Linked DNA regions of Mus musculus: all the other regions are linked to region 2. The links are chromatin contacts, found by POLR2A ChIA-PET in ENCODE. All regions are on one chromosome and are shown on one strand. Each heading gives the region's core, a stretch centred on a gene start or an enhancer-like site at or near the end of the contact. The rest is flanking DNA. Distances are from core to core; before and after follow the strand shown.

What was found. ChIA-PET counts read pairs that join two places held with the same protein, here RNA polymerase II (POLR2A).
Region 1: POLR2A ChIA-PET joins it to region 2 with 38 read pairs in embryonic stem cell. The contact joins the promoter of Mis12 here to the promoter of Spag7 in region 2. POLR2A ChIA-PET finds 5 or more read pairs at or near these places in 3 of 5 experiments (Patski and embryonic stem cell).
Region 3: POLR2A ChIA-PET joins it to region 2 with 15 read pairs in embryonic stem cell. The contact joins the promoter of Nup88 here to the promoter of Spag7 in region 2. POLR2A ChIA-PET finds 5 or more read pairs at or near these places in 3 of 5 experiments (Patski and embryonic stem cell).

Annotation. Positions count from the first base shown.
Region 1 is chr11:71,017,781-71,021,081 of GRCm38, forward strand. It overlaps Mis12 (MIS12 kinetochore complex component), which reads left to right and starts at 1,831. Exons shown (of 3, transcript NM_025993.3): 1 at 1,831-2,409. Derl2 (Der1-like domain family, member 2) reads right to left here and starts at 1,523. Exons shown (of 7, transcript NM_033562.4): 1 at 1,364-1,523; 2 at 532-597. The coding sequence starts at 1,456.
Region 2 is chr11:70,667,937-70,671,050 of GRCm38, forward strand. Spag7 (sperm associated antigen 7) reads right to left here and starts at 1,480. Exons shown (of 7, transcript NM_172561.3): 1 at 1,261-1,480. The coding sequence starts at 1,345. Camta2 (calmodulin binding transcription activator 2) reads right to left here. Exons shown (of 23, transcript NM_001190376.1): 19 at 3,072-3,114; 20 at 2,955-2,975; 21 at 2,613-2,800; 22 at 2,410-2,484; 23 at 1,527-2,326. The coding sequence ends at 2,263.
Region 3 is chr11:70,968,314-70,971,566 of GRCm38, forward strand. Nup88 (nucleoporin 88) reads right to left here and starts at 1,660. Exons shown (of 17, transcript NM_172394.3): 1 at 1,336-1,660. The coding sequence starts at 1,638. It overlaps Rpain (RPA interacting protein), which reads left to right and starts at 1,886. Exons shown (of 7, transcript NM_027186.3): 1 at 1,886-2,274. The coding sequence starts at 2,194.

The DNA of each region.
Region 1 (3,301 bases), core at 581-3,080, 350 kb after region 2:
CTATTCTCAGATCACATTATTATTACTGTTGTTGTCGTTGTTGGTTGTTGTTCCTGTTGTTTGTGTGTTGAGACAATTCCTTGGTATGTAGTTCAAGGTGGGCTCAGGTTCCTGACTGCTGGGACTATGGCCACATTAGTTCTTAACTAGTTGTAGTCAAATATAAAATCTCAACACATCAAAGACACACTAAAAATTATGTTCTTAAGACAGTCTCTCTCTCTCTCTAGCTCAAGCTTATCCAGCACCTGCCATCCTCCTGCTTGCTCTGTCTGCACCTGGCTCCCCCCTGGCAACTCTAGTTTGGTATATAAGGAGTTCCCAAATACTTAGCAGCTCTCAAACCATTCTAGAGTCCAACCAGGCTGTGGAATGCCCTCTTTACATCTCAAAAAGACCTGTAATCAGAGATTCCCCTACTGGGTTATTTTTTTTGAGACTCTATTTCACAGGATTTACTACTTACTAAACGATACGAAAAAAAAAAAGATAATGAAAACATTAATCACAGTTGCTATATAGACCACTTACTTGAAAATGTTTAAAAATTAATTCAGGATTGAAGTATAACTGAAAAGGTGTGATCAATTCCAACTGCTGAAATGGAAAAAGAGCTTCTTGAAGCCGATCAACCGCAAAACAAAATTTCATCATGAACCACGAAGGATGAGTAGATCTAATCATTTCTGTCCCTTGGAATACATTTCTGTCTTGCTTGTGACAGCTGGTAAGAGATTCTTTAGAATTTGCACAACCGTTTTGTATAAACACACAATGTCAGTTTGATGTTGCAATATTTGAGGATGCTATAAGGCAGGCGGGTGAGCATATTTTAGAGACAAGCCAACAGCATCTTTTACAAATCTGTGCGTCACGTGGTCACCACCTCAGCTAGGTGAGACAACTCGGAATAAGGGGTTTAACTAAGACCCTGCTACCATTAGGGATAGGTACAAGCGGCCAGACACTTATATCCATAGGCCGTCTTTTGAAAGATGTTTCCAGATAGCTCGAGATTTCTATACTCAATATAATAGTCTGTGAACCTAGCGGACCTCACTCCCACTAGTCACCTGGACCTCTCAGACACATTTTTGGGTGGGCGGCTCCCGCACTTCTGATTCACTACAGGTCTGGATTTCATTTGTCTGAAACTGACCTGGCCCTTCACGAAGGGGCACACCCTTCTCAGGTCACTGGCTTGGCACCCTTGGGAATATCCCAAACCCTAGAGTCAGCTCCGGATGTCTCCACCCACCCCTGGGACCAGACCCACTGGGCTTCTCCGCGGCCCAAACCCGTTTTCTGAAGACGCAGTCATAGCTAGCCTGGAAAAAGAGGATGTGGCGCCACAGCTGCTCACCACGGCCGCGGTGGTGAGGACGCAGGCGGTAGTATAGGCGCGGCTGACCGGCGGGATCTGCAGGTACTCCAGCCGGAGGCTCTGGTACGCCATCTTTCCCACCGCGCCTGCCCCCCTTCCCCTTCCGCCAGTATGCCAGGCGGCGGGGCGGACTCAAAGCTGGCCTTCAGCCTACCCACTCCTGTCCAATCAGCGCTGCGTACTCGGACAGCCACCAATCGCTGGCGCCTTGGGGCCGCTCACCCACCAATCAAGAGTTGCGCCTCTGCGTCGGTCCATCCTTACTTCTCCGCCTACCAACGCAGAGAGAAGGACCAGTTCCGTCCGCCAATCCCTGCCGGCCACAGCTAGCTTTCCCTCCTTGTCGCCTTCCTTTTACCAATCGCAGTGGCTCCTTTTGACCCACGGCTAGCCAATCAGGAGTGCGATCCAGCCCGCCTTGGCGTTCGTTCGCAGAGGCAGGTCTCAGTCGATTCGGAGGAGCCGGTGTTACCGCCTTCTTCCAGCCGCTGAGTGTAGCTTGAAGGAAGTGGCGGGAAGCCGGTGTGGGGCGGAATCCATCACTCCCGGGATCGCTTCGGTAGGGGCTGTGTGCTCTCCGAGGAGGAGCGGAAAGGGCGGGACCGAGGAGTGGCGTCGGGGCGGCGGAGCGTTCTGTAGGGAATCCCTCCGGTCTGGCCGGCCTGGGTACGGAGACCTAGAGTTCCCGGCATGCATCGCGGCCGCGGGGTAGTACGGGAGCTGGAGCTGAAGGAAGCGCTTCCCGTTCTGCGGTTTCTGGGCCTTGTCTGTGGCGGTCGTAGGCTCTGAAGTCCATTACATTCGTCGAGACGGTGTGAGGACCTCTCATGTTTATCTTCAGCCGCAGGAACTCTAATCTAGCAGAGAAGAGACGGTAGATGAAGGGAAAGCGGAGGCGGTTCTTCAGGGATGTGTATTCGAACTGGCTCTGGAATCTGCGCCTACTGCATGCTTACTTGAAGGAAAGAAAATAGAATTAGATTGGGCTGGAGCAAAGACTATCCTGACCGTGGCAGACGTGTTCAGTAAGTTATAAAGAAGCTTTAAAAATTGTGGGACAAAAAAATGCGACCGTCAAGACTGGTAGGAACCAAGTAAAAAGTTGGAGAGAATGGCATTTAGAAGGAAGACTAGAAAGCTGAAAGTAGTTGAACCGACCTGTGGCTCCTAGCCACTCTGAAGGCTGAAGCCAGAGGATTTGTTCCATCCTGAAGTTCTAGGCCAGTGTGGACAACGTAGAATGGGAGCAAACACTGGGGAGTGGTCTTAGCAACTTGTTGGTAAAACTGCATCTTTATAGCTACTGCCTCATTATAGCATTGGCAGTGTCCAACAGAGAAAAGGCAACATTGGAACTTTTCTCAAAACTGGAAGTTTGGATGTAGGTATTTGGTTATGTAATCATGGCGCATCAATCCAGGAATGGTGAAAACTTGGAGGCAAAGTTAGAGTGCAAACTTAAGAGAATTATAGGGTGCAAGTGGTCAGTTGATTGGGTAATTTGTAACAGATGACCAATCTATTCAGATAATGAAAATACAGTCTTTAGGAAAGTCATCTCAATAGAAACAACATATGTGAAGGTGGAAGGTGGAGGTAGTTTCAGTGTCCAAACAGTATGCGAAGCCATATGGTCTTAGTCTTCAAAATACAGTGTGGGTCTGGGAATCTCGTGCTAGAGTGCGTACTGGTATGTACAAAGGCCCTGGGAATACTCTTAGCTCTATAGGGAAGAAAAACAAGTTTATGACTACCAAATTCACAAAAGTTAGAGTATTGGTAGATACAAGAAGTTCTGGTCTACTCCAAGTGAGTGTAAAACAGCTTAGATATTCTGAGAATGTTTTGGCAATCTTTAGTGACATTATACATGCAAATAAAGTAACAAGTCCCCCAGAAGTTAGTATAGAAAAATCT
Region 2 (3,114 bases), core at 230-2,729:
AGTAACCTGAGACCCGAGGCAAGTGGCTAAAGCCTCCTATTCTGACGGCTGATGGGAGCACACCTATTACTCAGCTGAACATTAAGTAACTCTAACTCCTGTTTCCTATTAAGCTCTGCTTTCCCATAGCTTTCGAACAGACTGCACTCCCTTTACTGAGTTACCTATTCTTTGTTGCTCGGCTCATTTCAGACAAGCCTGGGACTCCCAATTAATCTTTCCTACACATGTATATTAATTGGTTATTAAAATTCCGTATGATCATTAATAAACGTCCCAGACATGGTCTATAATCTCCTTGATGAGCATCTTTGGCTTCACAAGTTTTGTAAATAAGGGAGTACAGATATTTAACAGTCTTTGAACATTCTGAAAGCATCCTGTCTTGCCTCCTTTGAGCAGATGGGTAGTAGGTGCGGGTAGGAGACTTATCCACGACCAAGGCTCACGTGGTTGGGAGCTGGATGCACCTAAGGCTATCCTTTCTATAAAGTCCTTCACATGCGCTCCAAGCCAATACAGGGCAGGCCACTTCGGGCCGCACCCTACCCTGGCTGCCAAACCCCAGCGAGCTTTCTGGTTAGCTACTCAGCGCGGGGGCTGGGAAGGAGAGATGGCGAATCGGAGCCTGCGGGGCATTCTCATCTCTCCAATCAACATCACGATCTAGTTGGGCAGCACAGGAATTTAAGGCTATAGTTAGGAAAGGGCGGTGGAAGGTATGAGGGACTGGGTCAACTCAAGAAGGGGCATAAAGATAGGAGGATCCAGCCAACCAATGGGAGGAGCTGAGGCTGAGGTCGGTCAGAAAAGGTAACACTTTAAAGGTAGAGCTTTTGGCTGAGCTAGCCAATAGAGGGGAACAGACGGGTGGATGGGCGTGCCCTAAACTCAATCGTAATAGAACTGGAGATTCGCGGGACCGAGGCGATGGATACGACATCCTCCAATCGGAAGAAAGGCATCCTACTAATCAGAGCTCACCAACAGCAGACAGGCAGGCCCGTTGACCAATCGCAAACAAGGACTGTAAAAGGCGAGGATAGGAAGAAGAGACTGGAGGTAGAAGGCAGGCTGAGGTAGCCAATCATTGTTTGCAAAAGACAGCGGGCGGGCCGACAGGCCTTTTAGGGACTCTGAGGGTCTCAGAAGTGGCCTGTGGGGGGTCTGTTAGGGTAGGAGGTGGCATTATTCAAAGAGGGAAGAGTGTGGTCCCAAGAATCGGGCGAAGATACGCGGTTGTGAATCTGGGATCCTCACCTCGGGCCTTGCGCCGACTCTCCTGGTCACCGAGGCTGGGTGGTTTCTCCATGGAGCTCAGGATGGAGCCCAGTAGGTCCGCCATCTTGGGAATGAGTGAGAGGGGGCGGTGCGTCTTAAAGGGAAGGACGAAATGCCTTTAAGGCCGGAAACACGTCGGAAGCGAAAAACCGCGCTGCTCCGCCCCGCTTAAGGCAGCGAGATGAGGCCGGCGACTTGCGTGGCGACCTTCCTACCCCGCCCCCAGCAGAGAGAGGCCGGAGGCTAGCTGGTGCAGAGACGTTTAATGGCAATTCGTATAAACCAAGCCCATGCACAAGTAGAAAGTGCTCGTGGAGCCAGCCGGGGGCTCCCGCCGCGCCAGGGAATCAGACGCCCGGCCGCGCAGCGCCTTAAATAGATTCTTCACTATACTCTGTATGTTACAGTTATGTACACACCCCTCCCCACGGGAGCGGGACTCCGCCTCGCGATCCTATGTACACCCCCTCCTCTTTGGCCCCTACGTGGGCGACCAGAGAGTCAGGGTGATGGGGAAGACAGGGCCAGGAAAGGAGGAAACAGACGCAAACATGCGGAGTCAAGGTGGGGGCAGTCACCCCTGAAACACGAGGGCGCGCGCAGCGAAGGCAGCGGTGGGGACCGAGGCGGATACATTCATCAGAGACTCTCGAACAAATAAATAAGGCAAGTCAGGAAGGTCCGAGTCAGGTGCAGGCAGGAACGGGGATATGGAGAAGGTGCAGGCAGGGCTCCGGAGGTCACAGCTGAAGATGCAGATATGTGGGGCGTGGGTCTTCTGGAGCCGGAGACCAAAAGAGGAGGCACAACCAGAAGGGAGGAAACGTGTAAGGCCTGGGGGCGGGGGTTCTACGAAGGGCTCCCAAAAAGGTGAAGGGGTGAAGAGCTGCCGACAGGGGGCTCCCCTAGTCCCGAAAGCCCTCTCCTTGTTTAGACAGCCAGAAGGGGCTCCCAGGGTTTTGAAGAAAGGCGTTGGAGAGGTCAGGTGGCCAGTCCTGGCTGGGGCAGCCCCTCCAGCTCCTGGTTCTGCTTCAGTTCCCTCATTCTGCGGAGAGACAGAGCCAAGTCAGAGGAGACTGATGGATCAGAAAAGGTGTCAGGGCAGAGAGGTAAGGATGGGGTTAGAACCTGTGTCGGCAGCGCCGCAGGAACCTCATTATTTTCCGGGCTGCCTGGTCTTGCTTCTTGGTGAGAAAGGTGCCCCTGGTGGGAAAGAAGAGTCCCCACTTTAAGACCATTGTAGGGAAAGGCTGGAGGGCCGATAGAGGTAGTGGGCATTAACAAAGAGGTAAACTGAGGGCTGTATAGGGGCAGGAAGGGGTGGTCCCTACTTGTTTCGAGCAGGAAGGGGGCCTGAGGGCCGGTGAGGAGGCCCCGGCCTGCGGCGGTAGGAGCGGTAGTGCTGCTGGATAAGCACCGCTGCTCGGCGGCTCTGCTGAAACCGCTTCTGTTCATAGTAGCTTCGGAACTTGCTCTGAATCAGGATGGCCGCCTGAGTCATTTTCTTATAGAGTGCAAACTGCAGGGAAGGAGAGGGGGGACAGGAGCTGAAATGGAGAGACAGAAATCCAAACCTCTGAAGGTCACCCTTCAATTAGGCTGATGTAGAGCCCGTTCTCTGACCCACCCACGGCTGAATCAGACTACTCACACCCAGATCTCATGCCTAATACCTTAAGTGCAATCCAGGTCAGCTTGTGGAAAGAGAGGGGACGTTAGGGCTCTCATAGCACAGAGATAGATAGGTTAGGTGGACGCGTGTTGGTATACTTTTGAGAAAATGCTCTAACCTGCTTGTACTTCCGATAACAACGTTGGATCACCGCTGCGGCT
Region 3 (3,253 bases), core at 410-2,909, 300 kb after region 2:
CACACAAACTGAAAATAAAAACCACAGGGCTACTCTTCCAGAGGACCTGGGTTCAATTCCCAGCCCCCGCACGGTGGCTCTGTAGCATCTGTGTGCACCAGGCACATAGATGTTATATGCAGCACTCATTTGCAGGAAAACATACATACCCAGAAAATTTAAAAACAAAAACTTAAAAAAAAAAAAAAAAAAAGGGAGAAATTACCCCTGATCTTGCGGCCAGGGAACAAAGGCATGTTTTCTGTAGTTCCACACCACAGCTCTGGGTAATACCACAGGTCTTAAACATTCTAAACTTTCCCTGACATAACCCAGTAGGCGCTACTTGAGATTTTTCTTCTGTGTTCCTGGCCTCAAGCAGACTCTTGATACCCAGTAAATACATAAACTCGGAAGTATCAACAGATTACCATCTTATAACTGTACTGTAGAGAAAGGAAGAGCTTCAGGCCAAGTGTAAAGGTTCACGCCTTTATTCCCAGCACCAGATAAGGTGCAGGTGGCTCTGTTTGAGCTCCAGGTCACCCAAGGTCACAGGTAAGGCCCTAGATTACCTTCAAGCGCCTTGCAGCAAGCAGTACTGCTTCATCTACGTGGACTTAATATAAAAGAGTGATAGTTTAAGGGAGTTTCAATAATTTGTCATAGCATCATATAGCCTCAAAAATACTCTCACCCTGGTACTTCCTATTTCTTTTCTCATGACCATTTTAGATTTCTAATTTCTTTTTATTATTCGTAAATAATGATGAGACCATCAATATATTATTTACCTTAGTATGGAGAATTATACTAAGCCAAAAATCCTTTTAAATAAGGATTTCTTTTGAATATAATAATATTTCTAATTGCTTTTAAATCTGTAGGCCCATGTCTTTAAATGCCTGTTGTAGAACTGGGCAGTGGCAGCACATGGCTTAATCCTAGCTCTGATCAGGATCCTCCAGATCTCTGTTAATGAGGTCAGCCTGCTCTACAGAGTGCGTTCCAGAACAACCAGGGCTGTTAACCCTGTCTCAACAAACCCCTCCACCCCCACCGAAGCAAATCACAGATATTACGGAGCTTGTGCATGCTCTAGGTTTATGTCAGGTGCTGGACACACACACAGGCCTAGCCTCTGTTTTGGTGTTTATAAATGACTTAGACCCGTAATCTCAACACTCAGAGACTGGGGCAGGAGTTCCTGGCTAGCCTGGGCTACATAGTGATTCCAGACCAGATTGAGCTACAAAGCGGGGTCATTCCACTCGAAGTGGGGCGTTCCCAAAAGACGCCAGCCCAGGTCCGCCAACGAACCAAAAGGCTGATTGCTTTCACGATGGACCGGCGCACCTGATACTGGGAGAGAGGAGGCTCCACGCCACCACCGCTGGGGCCTCGAAGGCGAACCACCAAGAAGGCGCTGCCTTCTGCGTCCCACAGAAACAGTTCCCCTCCGAGGCCGAAGACCAGGTTTCTCGTCGGCAAATGCGGCGGCAGAGACGGGCACGAGGGTGAAGTCGAAGCCGCTGGCTTCTCCGCTTCGGCTGGACTCTGGTTTCTTACGCCCTCGCGGAGCCGCAAGAACACGACGTGGTTAGGAAGCCAGCTCTGCCACAGCTCCCCATCGCCCAAGGGCCCCACGGCAGCCGCCATCTTGAACTAACAGCTCAGGATTGAGGGGCGGGAGGAAACGAAGCCCGCTGCTGTGCGTAGCCAATCCGCGGCCAGCACTTCACAGCTTCAGCCTATCAAAGTGTAGGAATCTCGAGAAGTTGGCCCAATAAGAAAGAATCGCTAGAGGATAGACAGGGCCGCGGGTTGAAGCCAAGGTGGGCGGGGCGGGGCGGGGCGGAGTGGAGTGTAAGGATCGCTTTGGGGCTGCTGCTGGGCCAGTGAGGGGGTAGCGTTAAGGATGAGAGATGTGTGTCTGATTGTCTACTGGACAACTTCCTCTGGGTAAACCCAGAACTTTCTCTCAAGATTCACCTCCCTCAGCCCGGGTGGTGTTTACTTCTCAACTGTCACTGCTTCATCTATCCTCGGATTCCCCTAAATCTGTCACTGTGAGGGGATAGAAACTAGATACAATTCCAAGAAAGCCCGGCGGCCTGAAGTACAGACAGACTGCGCCGAGACTACAACTTCCAGAATCCTTTGCGCGCGGCTAAGGGGCGGTGATTTGGGCGCTGTTTCCCGCTAAGGGAGGAGATGGCAGAGTCCTCGGGGTCTCCGCACCGCTTGTTGTACAAGCAGGTGGGCTCGCCCCACTGGAAAGAAACTTTCAGGCAGGTGAGTGTGAAGTTTGGGTTGTCATCACTTCCCTAATCTTCCCAAGGACCTCTGTCCTCGGTGTGCTCGCTTCAGCACTGGTTGTGGAGCAGGTGCCCGGTGTGCCTGGCCAGCGAGGTGGATCTCTTGCTATAGGATTGGGTCCCGGCCGCCGCCCGGGCTGTTGGCCGGCGTAGGTGTTATGCTATCCTAGGATTCGACTTTGTTTCATATTTTAAGAGTCATGACAGCAGTAGCAACACCACCACCTAACGTTCGGTTACAGAGGGAAGCACTCCGTATGTATACGTCACGTGAGATAGAAGTTATTTCTCTCCTGAAGAACATCAGACACGGTTAGGAGAGTTGAACTTAAGCTCCGCCTTCTTCCGAACTCAAGTAGTTCCTTCTAAGAAGCAGCTTATCTCCCTGTTCAGCAGTCTCAAAAGGGTGGGTGTATTCCAGAAGAACCACCCAGAAAAACAATCTTCATGCTGAACATGTTGTGTGGAGTAGTGTTTCTCAACAGTGAGTGCTGACGTTTCGAAGGAGAACGTTCTATTATGGGAGGTGGTTCTGTACAATGTAGAACACTTAGATGCAGCAGCCTTGGTCTCTCCACCTACTAAATGGCACCAGTCAGTAGCAGTTCTTCAAGCAGAGCTGTGACAACCACTTGGGAACAAAAACTGTCCCGAGTTGGGGGTGGAGAGATGGCTCAAGAGTCCTTATGTTTCAGTAGCAGACCCGATGGCTGTAACTCCAGTTCCAAGTGGTCTATTGCCATCTTCTGGCCCTGGTGTGCATCAGCACTGGTGTGGTGCACATAAACTCATACAGGCACACACATAGACACAGGAAAAAAAATTAAAAACCCATACCAGGGTTGTAAAGTACTATTTTACAAGAAGACCATTACTATAGCCATTTGTACAATTCCAGGAATTTAGAAGCCATATAAATGTCTGAAGTTAGTCTGTGGATACAGTTCCTGTGTATC